Linked DNA regions of Mus musculus: all the other regions are linked to region 2. The links are chromatin loops, found by intact Hi-C in ENCODE. Cell type or tissue: left cerebral cortex. All regions are shown on one strand. Links, peaks and the distances in the headings refer to the core of each region. The heading gives the core; the rest is flanking DNA.

Region 1 (6,411 bases), core at 2,333-4,832, 51 kb after region 2:
AGCTTCTGTTAGTTTCACTGTGTCTCTCTTAATTTCTGTTTCCATGATGTATCCATTGGGAAAAGACCTTCACCAAGACCTTCATCAATGGTACATCCCATAGAGGGCTAATATCCAATATATACAAAGAACTCAAGTTAGACCCCAGAGAACTAAATAACCCTATTAAAAGTGGGTAAAGAGCTAAACAAAGAATTCCCAACTGAGGAATATCAAATGGCCAAGAAGCACCTAAAGAAATGTTTAACATTCTTAGTTATCAGGGAAATGCAAATGAAAACAACCCTGAGATTCCACCTCGCACCAGTCAGAATTGCTAAAATCAAAAACTCAGATGACAGCAGATGCTGGTAAAGATGTGGAGAAAGAAGAACACCCCTCCATTGCTGGTGGGATTACAAGCTGGTACAAGCCCTCTGGAAATCAGTCTGTCGGTTCCTCAGAAAATTGGACATACTACTACCTGAGGACCCAGCTATACCCCTACTAAGCATTTACCCAGAAGATGCTCCATATAATTAGGACATATGCTCCACTATGTTCATAGCAGCCTTATTTATAATAGTCAGAAGGTGGAAAGAACCCAGATGTTCTTCAACAGAGGAATGAATACAGAAAATGTGGTACATTTACACAATGGAGTATTACTTAGCTATTAAAAACAATAACTTCATGAAATCCTTAGGCAAATGTATGGAACTAGAAAAATATCCTAAGTGAGGGAACTCAGTCACAAAAGAACATACATAGTATACACTCACTGACAAGTGTATATTAGCCCAAAAGCTCTGAATACCCAAGATAAAACTCACAGAATATGAAGCTCAAGAAGAAGGAAGATCAAAATATGGATGCTTCAGTCCTCCTAAGAAGGGGCAAGAAAATACTCATGGGAGGCAAAGGGTGGGACGGACTTGGAAGTAAAAGAGGAGGGGGAGGGGGCAAGGGGGACAAGGGGGCAAGATTGAGTATGAGAGGAGATGGGGATGATATACAGAGGGTCAAGAATTTGAACAGATATGTGTAGCAATGGGGGATGGGGAACTGGGTGTAGCCATCAGCAAGTCACAGATGGCAGGAAAGCAAAAGGCTCCCAGGACCCAACAGAGATGAGACTAGCTGAAATGCCTAGCAAAAGGAGGGGTGAACCTGAAAAGACCATACCCAGAGGTTAGGCAATGCCCATGGTTGGGGGGTGGGAGCACCCTCTCATCTCCAAATTCTTACCCCAAAAGAGCTCCTGTCTAAAGGAAATATGCAGAAACTGCCCCACCTGGGGGTCCATCCCATTTACAAACACCAAACCCAGACACTATTGCAGATGCCAAGCAGTGCGTGCTGACAGGAGCCTGATGTAGCTGTCTCCTGAGAGGCTATGCCAGACCCTGACAAATACAGAGGTGAATGCATGTACCCAACCATTGGACCTGGCTCCCCAATGGTGGAGTTAGAGAAAGGACGGAAGGGGCTGAAGGGATTTGCAACCCCATAGGAAGAATAACAATATCAACCAACCAGACTCCCTAGAGCTTCCAGGATCTATACCCAACCAAAGAGTCCACATGGAGGGAGACATGGCTCCAGCTGCATATGTAGAAGAGGATGGCATTGTCTGGCATCAATAGGAGGAGAAGCCCTTGGTCCTGTGAAGGCTAGATTCCCCACTGTAGGGGAATGCTAGGGCAGTGAGCTGGGAGTGCGTGGATAGAAAGGGGAGCATCCTCATACAAGCAGGGGGAGAAGGATGGGAGAGACTGAATTCTGGAGGGGAAACCTGGAAAGAGAGAACACTTGAAATGTAAATTCATAAAATATCCAATAAAAAAGATTTCTAAGACAAAAAAAGTAAAAAAAAAAAAAAAAAAAAAAAAAAGATTGTGTTTAATCGTAGCCCTGAATAGATACATAGATAGTTGACATTGATGATTTTAGTAAGTATTTAGAGTGCTAATATAATTTTTATAGCATAGTTATATTACATTGTAAAAGAGAAACATTTTAAAGAGCTCTTAGTTCGCTTTTTAATATAATATAGTTTGTATTTTTCATTTCTCTTTTTTCAAAGTGAGTAATATTTCTAGATTATATAAGTACTGGGGAAAATATTAGATATCTAAAGTACTGTGAACTTAAATTACGTATGGCTGTTTGGATATGCCTATGTATGTAAATAACATATATATGCATTTGTGATTTTTATTTGTTGCATGCATGTGCACGTTATATATTCCTTAAATTTTCTGAGGTCAAGAGACCATAAATATTATAAAACCAGAACTTTCATCACATACCTAAACATTTGAGTTTGCACAGACAAGTACCTGAAAAACAGACTAAATGAAATGTAAAAACCAATCCTCTGTCACTATGACCATACAGTGAGACTAGTTCATCTACAAGTGTCAAATGACATTTAGTTTTATAATGATACATAATAATTATCACAGCTTTTCAGTGCATTTACACAATATCAGAAATGTGTTCACAATAATTACATGGTAGGGTATTTGAGCTTTACAACTCTGTGGATCTTTAATGTTGGCAATCAATCTATATGCTTCTTCATAAAAAATAAAAGGAAAAGGGAAAATATATACTTTAGTATCTCTAAATTAATGGAAAGAAATATTCTTTACTTAAGGGTAATATTGTATATGAAAATGCAAGATAAAAGCCAGAAAAGTCAACACCTTCCTTTCGTCTGTCTATACCCTCTCTCCCTTCTTTTCCCCCTCTTCCCTCTCCCCCACTTCCTCCTTTACATACACTCTTCGTTGTGAGCCAACGATGCCCTGGTTAGGAGACAGTGCATCAGAGGAGATGCATGCTCACTCTCTCCTTTCCCATTCATCTTCTACCAGAGAGTATTCAGGTCTCCCGTGTAATCATTTAGTTACATATCTAATTGATTAAATATTATTTTCCATTAGCATAATATCATCGGTTGCTCTTTTAGAGAATAAATTATTTAGATTTTAGTATTGTTTTTAAAACAATAGCTTAAAATTCTTAATGAATGGTCATGATTCATTAGGGGATGATTGGGCACCAGCTCATGAAAATTAGCTCAAGATACACATTAGCACCAGAGAGCTACCAGAGAGTCCATCCCTTGTGATGTCTTCTTTCTTAAGACATCTTCTTTGGAAAACACTGGTTTCTGTGAGTTAAAACTGATAAACAGTAGGCTCTGTGGAATGTATTTTTTCTTTATAATTGCACTTTATGTTGGGTCTAGGAGGGTTTCCTCACTATCAAAGGGGAAAAAAACAAGCTTGCTAAGCAGAGGTAATGTTAAAGGGACATATAAACACACTTTAGTGTGAAACTTCATTGAATTCAGGATATCTCTGTACCATTGAGATAACTAGGCAGCCCCTTTGAAAAAGACACCAGAGCTCCAGGAAAAAGGGTTTGTTGAAGAGGGGGCTCCAACCAAAATTAAGGTGCAGTAGCAAGCTACATAGCAAGGCTTGCAGAACTTCATGCTATGAGTCATCTGCAACCTTTTGCAAAATCCAACGTGGCAAAAGTACTGAGTTATTATGATGTACCATGTGCGATCCCAATTTGTCATCTTCCCTTGACATATCTTTTATTGAGGGGTACAAGAAGAAACCCCACATTGGCTGAGGAAAATTCTACTTGCTTCCCACACGGAGATTTAAAAATATATTTCTGGAGTTTGGCATTTACAGGAAAATGTTTCACTTTAGTGCTTCTGAAATAAAATTCCTTTTTATACCCTCAGAGAGCAGGAATCTATAATCTGGACCATCACCGCTAGGGGGCCAGTGGAGCTCAGCTGTCTCAGTAAATGGTGGATATGGTAGGAGAAAGGAGTAAACATTAGGGTCTGCTTTGCATGTATGCATTTATCAGTATTGACTGCTTTACTATTTAAAATGATATTTTGCATTGTGTCTGCATTTTTTATTATATTGAAAGTTTTCACTTTTTAACCATAGCATCTTATTCTACCGAGATTGTTATTTCATTATATGAATTATCCACTCAAAGCCTCATTATGTTCCTGTATAGTTATAAAAATTATCTCAAGCAACAGTCGCTCTAATGGAACTTGATGTGTGAAGCTAAATAAGAAAAATATTCTCAACGTAAAAAGGAGTGCAGAAAGGAATCACATTCTTAATCTTTGTTTCCTTTTAATGTTTCAACTGATAGATTTGCATCACTTCCTCCCTATTTTCCTTTCTCCAACCTCTCCCAGTTAGTCTCCCTTGAACCTCCTCCATTCCTCATTCTCAAGTTAATGGTTGCTGTTTCTTTAATTATTATCACTACACACACTTACACACACAATCTGTATGTATATTCAGTGTATACTATACACAAATATACATAAAACACCCTGCTGATACCCATCTTTGTTGTTGGCATGTATATGGTTTCAAGACTGACCATTCTGTACAGCATACTAATAAGGGCTTTATCCATGCGACAGTTAATTTTCTTTTATTCCTGTGGTCATTGATTTGTTTATCTAAATCTATTGTACCACAGCATCCTCCTCCTTTCATGTTAATATGACCATTGATATCAGTATTGTTGCAGTCTTGTTTATATAGCCATTTCTGGAAAGACTGTTTCATATCAGACTCCTTGGGATTCTCATCAGACTCTTAACAATCTTTCTATCCTCTGCTGTGTTGCTCTCTGAGCCATAGATGCAAGTGCAGTTTTGTAGATGTATTTACTGGGGCTTGGCTTCCTGGAATCTGTTGATCTCTAAATTGTATTCTGGTGTGTGTGTGTGTGTGTGTGTGTGTTTTCTTTCTTTCTATGATAGTCTTAATTCTCTTTAAAGAACGGTTTGTCAAATGAAGGGTAGTAGCAGCCATAAGGTCAACTTAGAATGTTGTTATGTTACTCAGGGGAGCACAGGCTATAGAAGCAGCAAAGCAGCTGACACAGGGTCCTACAGGCCTACATCTGCAGCCAGGATGTGGGGATGTTCCACAGCTCTCTGTACACTGGTCTTGTTAGAAGAGAGCTTGAACAAAAACATCCAGGATCTAAAAATGGAAGTAGAAACAATAAAGAATAATCCCGTGCATCCTATCATATCACCATGTACTAAGGCTGATCTTTAATAACAACATAAATAATAGAAAGTCCACATACACATGGAAGCTGGAAGCTGAACAACACTCTTCTTAATGATATCTTGCTCAAATAAGAGAGAAAGAAAGAAAGAAAGAAAGAAAGAAAGAAAGAAAAGAAAGAAGTTAAAGGCTTTAAGAGAGTTTAAAGAGTTTAATGAAAATGAAGCAACAACATACCCAAAATTATGGGACACAATGAAGGCAGTCCTAAGAGGAAAATGTATAGTTCTGAGTGCCTCCAGAAAGAAACTGGAGAGAGCAGACACTACTAGCAGCACACCTAAAAGTTCTAGAACAAAAGGAAGCAAATTTACCCAAGAGGAGTAGATGGCAGGAATTAATCAAACTCAGGGCTAAAATCAACCAAGTGGAAACAAAAAGAATATATAAGAACAATACAATAAATCAACCAAACCAGGAGCTGGTTCCTTGAGAAAAACAAGATAGATAATCCTTTTGCCACACTAAGTAGAGGGCACAAGGACAGTAACCTAATTAACAAATCAGAAATGAAATGGAAGACATAACAACAGAAACTTAGGAAATCCAAAAATCATCAGATCCTACTACAAAAGCCAAGGACACACGCTCCACTATGTTCGTAGCAGCCTTATTTATAATAGCCAGAAGCTGGAAAGCACTGAGATTCCTCAACAGAGGAATGGACACAGAATGTGTGGTAAATTTTACACAGTGGAGAACTACACAGCTATTAAAAATAATGAATTTATTAAATTCTTAGACAAATGGATGGATCCGAAGGATATCATCCTAATTGAGGTAGCCCAATCACAAAAGAACACACATGATATACACTCACTGATGAGTGGATATTAGCCCAGAAGCTTGAAATATCCAAGATACAATTTGCAAAACCTGTGAATCTCAAGAAGAAGGAAGACCAAAGTGTGATACTTCAATGCTTCTTAGAAGGGGGAACAAAGTACCCATGGAAGGAGTTACAGAGACAACATTTGGAGCAGAGACTGACAGAATGACCAACCAGAGACTGCCCCACCTGGGGATCCATCCCACAAAGAACCACCAAACCCAGACACTATTGCAGATGCTAGCAAGAGCTTGCTGACAGGAGCATGAAAAACTGTCTCCTGAGAGGATCTGCCAGGGCCTGACAAATACAGAAGTGGATGCTCACAGTTATCCATCAGACCAAGCACAGGGTTCCCAATGAAGGAGCTAGAGAAAGTACCCAGGGAGCTGAAGGGGTTTGTATCCCCATAGGAGGAACAACAATATGAACTAACCAATACCCCCTAGAGCTCCC
Region 2 (6,411 bases), core at 1,422-3,921:
TTGTCATGTTCAGGGCAATCATGAAAACTTTGGTCTGGTTCCATTTGGAACCTTGATGGGACACCCTCCCGGTCTCTCACAAAGGCTACCTTGGCAACTGCTCAGAATGTAAAGTCCCTCAGCCCCTGCAACCTCAAGGTAGCCATCCATTCTCCCTATCTCCCTGATGTGCCGCCTCACTGCTCACTGGCACCACCGTTTCTAGCTCTTCTCTGTGAGGTATGAATCCTTCATATCAGGGTCCAGACCCAGGATCTGTGAGGGACAGCACAAAGCTCTAATGTTCTATGTAAAGGAACAGGGGAGAAAGCTTTTTATTTCTTCTGTGATTTATCTCTTAAATTAATATACACACAGACACACACACCACATATGCACACACACATATACACACACATGTGCACAAACACACATACACAGAGACACACACACTCACAGACACACATGGATTTTAACAGTGAATGCTGTGTTATATGAATGAACACAGGCAGGCAAATGCAAAGTTCTCACAGATGCCCTTGTTTGGCCCACAACTCCAGTTATCCTCACCTCACACACTCATAAAGAGAGGGAAACACACACACAGACACACACACACACACACACACAGACACACACACACACACAGACACAGAGAGAGAGAGAGAGAGAGAGAGAGAGAGAGAGAGAGAGAGACAGAGACAGAGAGACAGAGAGAGAGAGAGAGAGAGAGAGACAGAGAGAGTGAGTTTATGTCCAGGCATGTAGTGAAAGTTGGAATAGCCTTTGTTCAGGGGTGGAGGAGGCAGTGGCTCATGGAAGTGGAGGTAAGAAGGCACAGGACGGGGCAAGCTTCTATGTCCTAGGCCATTCTCCAGGGCTTTACCAGAGGATACCTTCAACACAAATTAAAAGATAAGATTGTCAGGCATTTCAAGAGAAGGTTCTCAGAGCATGAAGCCGCAGGTTCAGAGTCCAGTTTATGAGAACAATGAGGCTGTGTTTAGGGAGGACAAGTTTAAGGGGACTGAGAATAGTTATAAGCCAGGCCGGCCCCTTTCAAGATGCTTCCCTGGCACTCACACCCTCTGCTCTGCCCAGCTCTCTGTATTCCTTGATAATATGCTCCTCTGAAAACCTTGCCAGCCTTGGAAGATTCCCAAGTATGCAGTATGTGCTGTTATGCTCATGAGAACAATACCCCCCACCCCCCACCCCCATAGCCTGATGCTAACCCTTATGTGAATAAGCTGTATTCCATACTGGGTCCTTGTGTTGCTAGCCCATTGATCTTTAACTCTAATCAATAATTCTGTGATCATATACTGAGCCTTCCTGGAACAAGGATCCTTTATATCCATGGTTCTCAACTTTCCTAATTTTGTGACCTTTTAGTACAGTTCACCACAGGTTGTGGTGGCCTCCCAACCGAAAAGATAATTTTGTTGATTCCTGACAGCCTCCCCCATCTAACATCTCTGGGACTTCCTAAAGATCCCCCCAATCCCTACCCTCATGCATGATGCCAACAGTGTGGCCATGGAACCTGAAAAGCCCCACCCCCTCCTGTAGCCAGGTAGAATCTCCAGTGGAGGGATAACCCAACCAACACACAAAACTTTGACCCAAAATTTGTCCTATCTAAAAGAAATTCCGCAACAGGAACTGACAAACGGCCAACCAGTAACCAGCTCAACTTGAAACCCATCCCATGGACAAGCACCAATGCATGACATCGTTATCGATACTCTGTTATGCTTGTAAACAGGAAGCTAGCATAACTGTCCTCTAGCGGGCTCTACCTGTTGCCTGTGCTCTGGACTACTTGCTACCTGACGCCACGTGCCCTTGGGTGCTGGGGCTGAGATGGCACAGAGTCAACGACACAGACTCTGGGAACAGGTGAGAAATGCCTCAACATTTTTATTCCTTTTGAAAATTAAGTTGCCATAGATCATACCTGGTTTCATATACATCACAGCTTTAGAGTCTTGTAGTTGTTTCTTCTGTTTCTAATAGTATTATTGTGACCCAAAATTCTTAAACACATACATTGATATGTACACACACACACACACACACACACACACACACACACACACACAAACTCTTATCTCTGTGTTGCTGTGTCTCTCTCTGTCTGTCTCCTCTCCTCTCCTCTCCTCTCCTCTCCTCTCCTCTCCTCTCCTCTCCTCTCCTCTCCTCTCCTCTCCTCTTCTCTCTCTCTCTCTCTCTCTCTCTCTCTCTCTCTCTCTCTCTCTCTCTCACACACACACACACACACACACACAGAGACACTTCCATTTCCAAATGGGTAATGTTGCCTCACTAAACCTTTTCTTTGATTTTACGGAAATTCTCATACCCTTTCCTTTGGTTTTTTATGCTGTCTGCTCTTTTCCTTCACTGTTACAAGTACCAGGTCTGAACTTCATGTTATATCATTGAAACAGCTTTTTTGTAAATACTTTCCTGTGTCTTAAAACACTCCAGAAAAAAATTACAAATGCTGGGTCAAATAAAAATAGTGATTCAAAACTTTATGTATTTCATCTAGGTTTTTTTAAAAACATGATCTTCAAAATATGACCCAGTGATATGAATGTAAGTCCACATAATTTGCATGCAAGCAAAGCAAAAGAAAACAATTTGAATTATTTGTTTATGTTATCTCCTATGTTCAGTTATGTTATCTCCCATGGCTTTTGAATTTTCTTTGTAAAAAAAATTAGAATTCAAAGATCTGAAAGTGAGATTTCTGGGTCCTACCCAGAAGGTGGGAGGGTTCACATATGGCAAAGGAAACTGTATTTTAAACCAACTCTGCAGAGGATTGTGAAGGGAACATTTAGTAAAGTTTTCTGGAATTTTAATATTCTTGTTCCAACATTGCCTGATTTAGGGAAGAGTGTCTAGAAAGACAAGACTAGGTGGAAGAATCTATATTCCATTTTAGGGGTCCCAGTAGTCCTGTTAACGTTGTCATATTTATGGTAAAGTAAGATTGGAATTATCTGTGGTCTAAAACCAAACTGCCCTTGAAAGGTAAATCGTATGATTAATAAATGCCAGGTGTTATGTGAAAAAAAATGTTTTATTTACTTTACCAAACCAATTTGAAACTATGTTAGTTATTAGTCGGTTTAATGCTTTTTCCTTCTTTTAAAACTTTGGACCACTCTGAATTTACCTAAAATATTCAGGTGAAAACAGTATAAACTGTTGTAATACATTCGACTTTTTTCTTGCACAGGTGATACTCATGCGCCCACCACCCTACATAACACACAGACACTGTAACAGAGACCCCCAACACTGCAAATTCTCACAACAACTTCTTACCAATACTTTATCCATAACTGAAACAACTCACTGTTTGTTTTACTTTAATAACCCATGATTTTTCTGGCTTCCTACTTATGTGTTGTAAATAGTTTTGCACCTAGAAGTCAGGAATCCTGCACACATCGGTAGGGGCTCTCATTTTCCCATGATTCCCATTTTCCTGTTAACCATCATCAACTGCATTCATATGGCCAAGTCCTCAGTGTGTGTGGGGCACCTCTGAAATGCTACATTCCATTTCTTTTTACTCCCTTCTGTCAGTGGTTGCTTTATTAGACATAGACAGCTGGGAGAGCATATGTTTCTTTAAAGGAAACCTTTAAAATTCAGAGAGCACATTTTCAAAACCCACCCTGGTAAGTTTCAGTGCTTATATCTGGAAGGATTCAAAAGTCAACCAGTTAGAACCTTCATTCTGAAGTTGAAGAAACATCACATTAGAAATAAATTCGAGGGCTCTGCATTAACTTTCAATAGACCTTGCAATTAATTAAAGATTCTGTACTTTCCTATTTAAAACAACAAAAAATTTAATTTCATTTGCCATGTTTGCATTTGACTTGCAGGGATACCTTTTGACAGAACGTTGTCTTCAACCAATGTGTTGAGTGTGTTTGTAGATATTCTGAGATATATTCAGCCTATAGGCTACAAGGTAGACATACTGGTAAGAGTGAATATGTGCTTTCACACAAAACATACAAAGGAGTCAAAAACATACTGATAAAGGTTGAAGGCATCTTATTGGAGCCAAGCACTGTTTGCTTGGCATCCTGATGTCTGCACCCCATTCACACTTCTCATTTATCCTTCACAGCCTGTTCAGTACAATGTAGATAGTGTTCTTAAATTGAACAAATTATACTAAGACTCTGAGAAACTTAATGCTCTGATTACATTGTTATAGTACATTACATATATAAAAGTAAATTGATATGGCTTGCCAGCAAGTTCCATTGATTCTGCTTTCCAGTGGACCCAGGGTGTAACCACTCTACCTGAATGGCACCGGTTATTGCCTGGACTGTTTTGGTAATTTAACTCTTATCCTATTTTTGCCTTTGGTCTCCTTAGAGCCTGTTCTTAACACAGACGAGGAACCTGGGACATTTGCCAGCTAATTCACACCTCTCCCCCAAAAGTCTCAAATACTTTTCTAACTCATTGAGAATAAATGTCAAACTGCTTAATGTGTTATAGATCCCATGGAGCGTCTGGCTTCCTAGCTGTTAGCATGTCTTTGGCTTCTCTGTCTTGTCATTTTGTCCTTTGCAGGCTATGATCTAGCCACACTGCCCAGCTCCCTGCCCTGATTCTCTGCAATGCCTCCGACATTCCATGAGTGTTTTTCAGAATTTTGGGGGTGAATCTATTTTCTTCACAGTAAAATTACCTGGATCATCATTGGATCATCATCTCAGCTATTTCAGATGCTTGGGTAAAAGCCTCCTTCTCAGTGAATCTTTGCATAAATTGTTCCACATCCAGCCATTATGCTTGGATCCTCTCTCTCTCTCTCTCTCTCTCTCTCTCTCTCTCTCTCTCTCTCTCTCTCTCTCTCTCTCTCTCTCCCCTCTGTTTTCTCCTTATTCTTGTTACTACCTATTATTGTAAAGAGGTAAATTTTAACAGCTTCTATTTCTTCAGCATTAAGTAAGCACGAGGGTAGGTATTTACACATTGGTGTGCATCACTGCATTTGAGCTGTGGCCCACAGTTGAATCTCTTCCACATATGGGTTATCTGTCTCATCAAGTTAGTTACCATTCCTGTGTATCAGGTAATGCTGCCCCAGTCTGCTACAACTCTGAAGAAGCCCTGCACACCTTGGATATTCACATTCAGACACAGGCGGATGGGATTTTTCTCATCTGCTACTGACTCGATTCAGTACATATATAATCTCCCCATAATCTTTTTCTAAGAGCATTTCAAAACAGGCTTCTTGTAAGCAAATCTTATTTACTCCCCATGAAAGCCAACTGGGCCCCAGCACCATGGAAGAACATGGCATTCAATAGGCATGAAAATCAATAGCTTTTGAAAAAAAAAATCAGCTATCTAGATAAATGCAGTAGACTAATTTAAAATCTGTGAATAAGAAGAAATGTTCCTGAATCCCCATTTTTTTCTCTTACTTCCTGTAAGTTCCAATGAGCAGCAACGGTGTGCATCTGTGAAAAAAAAATGCCAATAAAGAATAAAAGAGGGATATGTTATAAAACATTTAAAAACACCATCCTCAGAATTCAGGTTAAAAATTGGTTCTAGGAACTTGTTAGTGCTACTGTTTGTTCAAGAAATGGAATCAATCTATATCTATTTTTTTTTGTATCTCAGTTTAAATCTCCATCAGGCAAAAATCCCATAAAACATGTCAAGTGGACACACTTGTTTCTGTGTGGAGGCAAAAGTTAGAAATATAAAAATGATTATGATGTGCACAGTTTAAACTGTTTAAACAAAACAGTAGCTGATGTCTCAATCAATAAGCATTGAAAATCTGGGTAAGAAGTCCAGAAGGACAAGCATCCCAGATATCCCTGGGTAGGCTGCACTCATGCAGCTCAAAGAATCATCTTTTCTAACTGTCTCCAATAAGAATGGATGCAATTCATGTTCTATTGCTGAAGTTTGTTATAGTATTTTATCATTTGCAAGAGCCAGAAGACTCTTTTAAATTACCCCAAATGTATTTCTAGAACTTTAATTTATTTCATGCAGCTTTGGCCAGTGAACTAATAATGTATGACTATTAGTCTCTGGCCTTTAGGCATTAATTTAAGTACTTTAATTAATCAAGTGATGTTTTATTGAGTCTTGTGCCAAGTATTGGGCTGAGATCTGTGACAACTTTTAATCCATGGTCCTCTTTGGTGCCCTCTGACCCCGGCAGAGTCCCAGAGTCCCTTTCATCTTTCTGTATTCTCATTTTCATTTTATTGCTCTTCCTTGAATGGAATCCAAATTCTCCACAACTTTCATAAATACTTCAGCAAAGACTTGATTATTGCCAAATATGGAAGCAAGATTATTATGATAAACTAGACCAGCTTCTATTAATATATTCTAGCATGATTTTAGCTT
Region 3 (6,411 bases), core at 2,018-4,517, 220 kb after region 2:
TAGGTCTTAATTTAAGGCAGTTATTTGTTGGCCATTCCCTTAGTCCCTGGTACATTTTTGTCCTTGTATATTTTGTAGACAACACACATCCTGGGTCAAAGATCTTGTTGGTGGATTGCTGTCGTTATCCCTCCACTTGTTCGACTACAAGATGTGGCCACTTCAGGTTGCATATCCCCTAGTGCTAGGATTCTTATATAGAGTCAGTCTATAGACTTCCTGGGGCCTTCCAACAACAACAACCCTTCCAAACCCAGCACCTGAGCCCAGAACTCTGGCAATTCCTAGAGATGCCCTACCATGCCCAGTGATGATTCTCCTCCCACCATGCTCTCCCTGCACCTGATATTCTCAAAGCCTTTCTCCCTCCCCATCCCCTCTCTCACCCAGTTCCCTTACTCCATCCACCTCCAATATGCATTCTATTTCCCCTTTCAATCAAGATTCAACCATCTTCCCTTGGACCCTCCATGTTATTTGGTTTCTTTGAGTCTATGGATTGTAGTGTGAGTATCCTATATTGTATGGGTAATATCTACTTATAAGTGAGAACATACCATGTATGTCCTTTTGGGTCTGGGTTACCTCACTCAGGATGGTATTTTCTAGTATTATTTATTTTTGCAAATTTCATGTGCTTGTCTTGAATAGCCACCGTAGTATTCCATTGTGTAAATGAATCACATTTTCTTTATCCATTCTTCAGTTGAGGGAAGTCTGGGTTTTATCCAATTTCTGGATATTATGAATAAAGCTGTATGAACATAGCTGAACATGTGCCCTTGTGGGTTGGTGAAGAATCTTTTGGGTATATCCCCATGAATGGTACAGTTGGGTCTTGATATAGAACTCTTTCCAATGTTCTGAGAAACTGCCAGATTGATTTCCAGAATGGTTGTACAAGTTTGCCCTCCTAGCAGCAATGGAGGAGTCTGCATTGCTTCCCATCCTGACCAGCATGTGCTCTTCCCGGAGATTTGATCTTTGATGGCTGTTAGGTGGAATCTCAGAGATTTTTTAAATTTGCATTTCCTTGATGACTAAAGGACATTGAATATTTCTTTAAGTGCTTCTCAGCCACTAGAGATTCCACTGTTGAAAATTTCTGTTTAGCTTTGTACTGCAGTTTTAACTGGGTTATTTGGGTTGTTGTTTTTAAACTTCATATGGATGGAATCACATCTGACAGTTTTTGTCTCTGAATTATTCTATTATATATGATTCTCCTGTGAGTCTCTTAATTGATCTCAAAATTGTTAACTCTCAGTATTCTTATCCCCGTGTGATATCTCATTTTATAAATAAGCTACGATCATTTTTTTTCTCTGCTACACTTGAAGGCAAGCAGTTTTCATTTTGGAAATACTATATATACTAACATAAACTTTCTCACAGCAGTATTACAAGTTTTGTATATTTTTAATGTAGACTGACAAATCATTACTTTGGTTTGATATGTCATTTTAAATAAATTAACCTTTTGACTAATGCAACCTCTTTTAATCCTGCAGAGGTTATCAGGTCAGTTTAATGTCTGCAGTAAAGTTGTAAACATTTAGATACTTTTTCCTCTTTGGTCTTTTTTCTATCTTGTATTTTTATATGCATATTCACATATTCATTAAAAATGTTTGCCCATGAATGGCTTCCAGTGGCAATGGCATTAAAGTTGTGAGGACATTTGGGGAACATTGTCCCATTGATGTTCTCCAACCAAGTGTTCTCATGCTCTTGCTGAGGAGACCTGTCAGTCAGCGTCAATCCTTATTGCTTTGGCTTTAATTGGATAATGTACATTAACATACATAGCTCCTTTGGAAGGACGTGAATTACAAATAAAAACATCATACAAGTAGCATATTTCCCCCCAAATATAAATTATATCTTTACTTCCAGTGTCAAATTAGGTGAAATAACCAAATTGGTTTTTTAAAATTTCTTGTAACGCAGCCTCAAAAATAATTATTTTATCACAAAATAAACATCCAGAAACTGACTGTTGCATACCCTGTGATGAGGTAGCTAGCAAGTGATGGATCATCTTCTCTTTCTCTTCTCTGTGTTATTTTATTTAAATAGAACCAGTTGTTTGAGTTACTGTTCAGTTTCCTCTATTTTAGTCTACCTTTCTCTTTATGATCTCAAAACACCTGTCAAAAATCTATGAACTTCTTGAAAACCTAAGGATATATTAAAGAAGTATGTTTTATATAACTATGTGCTTAAGAGTGAGGAAAAGGCCATATGCAATGTACTTTAGCAAAAAACAATTAAAGCATTGTAAGAATTTCTTCAATCTAACAGTCCTTTATGGTCTTTTTATATGCCTGAAGCATTGTATACTTAATGCTATTCATGTTTCCACATTTTTCATAAACTCAATTGAACTTTTATGTTCTTACTAAAGGTTGAGCAAACTGAACTTTATTTGATCACTGTAATATAAATACAATTTGTAGACCAAAAGCCTTGCACAAAATATCCGAATTCTGATATAAGAAGAAAAATGATAAAATGATAAACTTCTTACAAATCAAAGCAAACAGATTCCAATCTGACACACAGTAAGGCTAAAGCAACCGCTGACACTAGAGCAATACAGCGCTCAAGACTTTAGACAACCTATCTGTCGAGCATGCTTCTTCATTGATTCATTTCATTCAGTAAAAACTGAGCTGCATAATACACAGTGATCTAGAAATGCAGAATGGATCCCAAACCATGAAAATTTAGAGTCTGGCAGGCACAGCACTGGTTCATACTCTACAGAGCTCTTTAACTCTAGAGAAAAGCAAATGATTTTGATAGCACAGATTCTGATTACATTCAAGGAACCTTCCATTTTATAGAGAGCTCTGATGCCAGCAGATGTCATGAGGTAGCCGAACTAGGTGTCAGTGGAAGCCGCTTTCATCACGCCTGCTCCAGTGTCTGTGAGTGGTGGGTTTTTCCACTGAGTGGTAGATACAGCCCAGTGCTCTTTCAAGCTGTGCACTTGGCTGTGTTGGTTTTCCACTAAGTGATCCTTCCCTACTGTTCTTTACCAAGTAGCTCACAGTGTTCTTCCTGTCTTCTCACTGTCTTCTTCTCCCCACCCACATCCAGGACAAATATCTTCTTAGCCCACTGCTGTACTTTGCTCCTGCCTACAGCATCTCACTCATTCCTCCCACTTGCTTGCCTAATTCCGCCCTTCATTTTGAACATTTCAGTTTCCACCTACCTGCAGGAAGATTTGAAGGTTCACTTAGAGAACCCTAGATACTCATATATAAATAGATGAGATTTTCCTGGGGGAAAAATCTCTACAAAAACAGAAGTTTGTTTTTCCTACTCAAGGCTAGGCCCAGTATGCTACATGTATGTTTGTAAATACAGATGATGGAAAGAGGATTTCTGATGGTGTTTTACACACACATAATGGATTACCTCTTCATATCTAACGACAGTTCCAATACCTTGATTTTAGGGCTAGGGCTTCATGTTACAGATTTTTGTGTGGCTGTCTTATGAGCCAGCAGCAAAGAAAAATCTTTTCTTTTTACTCAGCAATATGTCATTGTTCATTTAGAGATAGAGAGAGATAGAGATGATAGAGATAGAGATATCACATACACAAAGTCATACTCTGAAAAAATTTAATTTTCTGGTAATTTCAGTCATTTATTAATTCAGCAAACAATATTTGGCACCTGCTATTTCAATAATCCTTTGAAAAAGAGGCAGGTAAAGAATAAAACCATGAGGAAACAAATACAAATCAGTGTTTTTGTTTTATTTTATTTTTGGTTTTTGTTTTATATTTTGATTTTTGTTTTATGTTATTTTTTCATTCTTTTTCTGTATTAAAAATTGGTGGTCCACAGAAAACATGCTGTGTAGCTGTGGTGGGGAAAGGCACACATGTTGGATTTTTATTGTGGAGAAATTCAATTTTCAATTCTTTTAAGGACTTACATAGTTCAACTACACAAAGATAGTTTTTCATCTTGATCTTGTATTTATATACATACTTCCTCTGCTAAATCGGCTGTTTAACTTCATGGCTTCTGTCCTGGTATTCAAGCATTGAGGAACTGAGGGAGATGGCATTTAAAAGTACAGTAATGTCCCCTTCGTACATGTCAGATTTATAACAACAAATCCTTAACATATTAAAAAGAAATTAATATGTAGAAAGTGAGGATCTGAAGACATTCTACTTCATAAGACAGAGTCATAGACACTTAAGCAGTCCATGACAACATTTGTGTTTTGCTAACTTATATGAGAAAAAAATCTATTTTTTATAAAAATCTCTTAAATGTCATAATTTTTATTATAAGTAAACTTCAATACTACCAGCAGTACTTGTCTATTTTTGCAAATAAATCACAGATAATTTTGTATTTTAGTATTGCTGTTAGAGATGTTAAAAGTTACCACTTATTCTCATCCTTATTGCACAATTCCAGTAATTGTTGTATTTAGTTCCAAATGTTGTGGTTAAATGGATTAATAACAAAAAGCAGGTACATTACAATACTTTTAAATGTCATTGATCATCATCTCAATATAATTTATTTCCTACAGAACTCTTTTATATTTTTTAAAATAAAAGAATAGGATGTTTAAAAAGAAAATAACTATAGGACACAAAAGTATGAATTTAAAATAGAATATGCATATTGTGTTCCATAGTCAGGAAGGGACTCTGCAGGAGTGATATTTGAACTGACAGGCAGAATGTGGTGCAGTGAGTCATATGTAAACTAAAGAGGGTGACTCTGGAGCAAGGGGACAGGAAAGACAAAAGTCTTTAAGCAGGAGAGAAGTTGCATGGACATTTGTGGGAGGCTGGAGAGGAAGGGTGATAACACAGGGAGAGCAATGCATTTATTTCTACATATGCTTATCTATGTAGGTGCAGTTGTAGATATGGTGACTGGATAAGTCTTTATAACAATATTTATTACAAGCTTTTGACAAACCAGAAGAGTGTTAAGTCTGTCTAGCAGGAAAGAGTAAATGATAATGATCACCATAGAAACAGAATAATGTAATAATCACAAATATTGAGGATGGAGATTTGAAGAGCCAGTGAGAGGATAGAAAAATTCCAAGTTTGTGGGTTTAGGTGAGGTCCAAGAAATGCTGGAGATACATAGCAGGAGAGATACCAAATATTTTGCTTGTAGTAGCAGCAAAAAAGATGCTGGAGATACAGAGAAGTGTATGACTTAAGATACTGGTGAGTCATTTCAGTGAGGTGACTTATTTTACTGCTAAATTGCTTCCTTTACTGGGAATAAAATGTTCACTATTATTCTTAATGCTTTTATTCCTCGTTAACACAGAAGATGTTTTCTAAATATTAAAAACATAAAATTAAATACTGGAATGTTTGTTTCCAATTTAGTAGTACCACCAGCTTTCTCAACGGTTAATTTTCTAAATTGGGAAGTAAAGGTATAGTTAGTTCTTAAATATCAATGTAAATTTTCATTGTTTATATGAATGTGTATTACATTACTGTCTATTACAATAATGGTATAACAAAAATTAGAATGATTAACATACAGTCTTAAGAACAGAGTTAAGAACATGTGCGTTGAGGCCAATATACCAATAAATGAGAAAAATGTCTTTTCTATAATAAGATTGAATGTTTAAATAAATCACAGAGCATCTTATTGGACTGCTTGTTTTCTTGATGTCTTGCTTCTTGTGATCTTTATATGATTTTGATATTAATTATCTAATAAGTTTTCTCCAGTCTCCCTATAAGATTATTTCTTTTGCTTTATAATTTCCTGGGGTCCTATGTGGCCTTATTTACTACCTAATCACCACCTTATTTACAAAAGACTTAACTAGTATACTTCATAGTTCTTTCTTCTAGCTCTTTCAAAATTCACACTTCAAATAAAGTCCTTGAAAGAAGATAAATGTTAATAAATAAACAGTTTCTAAAGTGTTGAACATTACTAGACATTAGGGCAATACAAATGAAAATGGCTTTGAGGTCTGATCTCTCACCAGTCAGAGTGGCTTACAAGAAGGAACCACGCTAGGCTTCTTTCTGTAAGCACAGCATAGCATCAGTAAGTAAGCCAGGCTTAGGAGCCTCCCCTTGAGATGGATTTCAAGTTGGGCCTGTCACTGGACCACCTTTCCCACAGTCTCTTCTCCATATATTACCTGCAGTTCTTTTAGAAAGGAATAATTCTGCGTCAGTATTTTGACTATGGGATGGCAACCTCATCCCTCCACTAGATGTTCTGTATTCCTACTGAAGATGGACTCCACAAGTTACCTCTCTATATTCTTGGGAATTTCATCTAAGGTCCCTCCCTTTGAGTCCTGCGAGTCTCTCGCCTTCTAGGTTTCTGCTTCATTCTAGAGGGTCCCCATCCTCCCATTCTTCTTTCC

The links. A loop is a pair of places that touch in the nucleus more often than their neighbours do. Peaks named below come from ENCODE experiments on the same cell type or tissue, not always from the same donor. Only the 100,000 strongest peaks of a DNase experiment are listed, where the experiment ranks them.
Region 1: it touches region 2 in a loop (12-fold over the local background); 2 of 42 quality-filtered maps call a loop at or near these places.
Region 3: a loop joins it to region 2, with 4 times the contacts of the local background. A loop is called at or near these places in 2 of 42 quality-filtered maps.

The regions. Positions count from the first base shown.
Region 1 is chr10:97,764,762-97,771,172 of GRCm38, forward strand. The region is part of intron 3 of Gm10754 (predicted gene 10754); the gene reads right to left. Among named protein-coding and RNA genes, the nearest start is that of Gm25658, 23 kb to the left of the region's middle. In left cerebral cortex, for the core only: a CTCF peak has its summit at 3,773; a DNase peak (open chromatin) is centred at 3,603; H3K27ac peaks cover 1,863 bases.
Region 2 is chr10:97,714,637-97,721,047 of GRCm38, forward strand. All of the region lies in intron 4 of Gm10754 (predicted gene 10754), which reads right to left. 4930525C09Rik (RIKEN cDNA 4930525C09 gene) reads left to right here and starts at 136. Exons shown (of 3, transcript NR_130993.1): 1 at 136-219; 2 at 1,628-1,881. In left cerebral cortex, for the core only: no CTCF peak of the experiment used is centred there; DNase peaks (open chromatin) are centred at 2,770 and 3,588; H3K27ac peaks cover 1,281 bases.
Region 3 is chr10:97,937,432-97,943,842 of GRCm38, forward strand. All of the region lies in intron 1 of Gm10754 (predicted gene 10754), which reads right to left. Among named protein-coding and RNA genes, the nearest start is that of Gm10754, 26 kb to the right of the region's middle. In left cerebral cortex, for the core only: no CTCF peak of the experiment used is centred there; a DNase peak (open chromatin) is centred at 3,120; H3K27ac peaks cover 1,409 bases.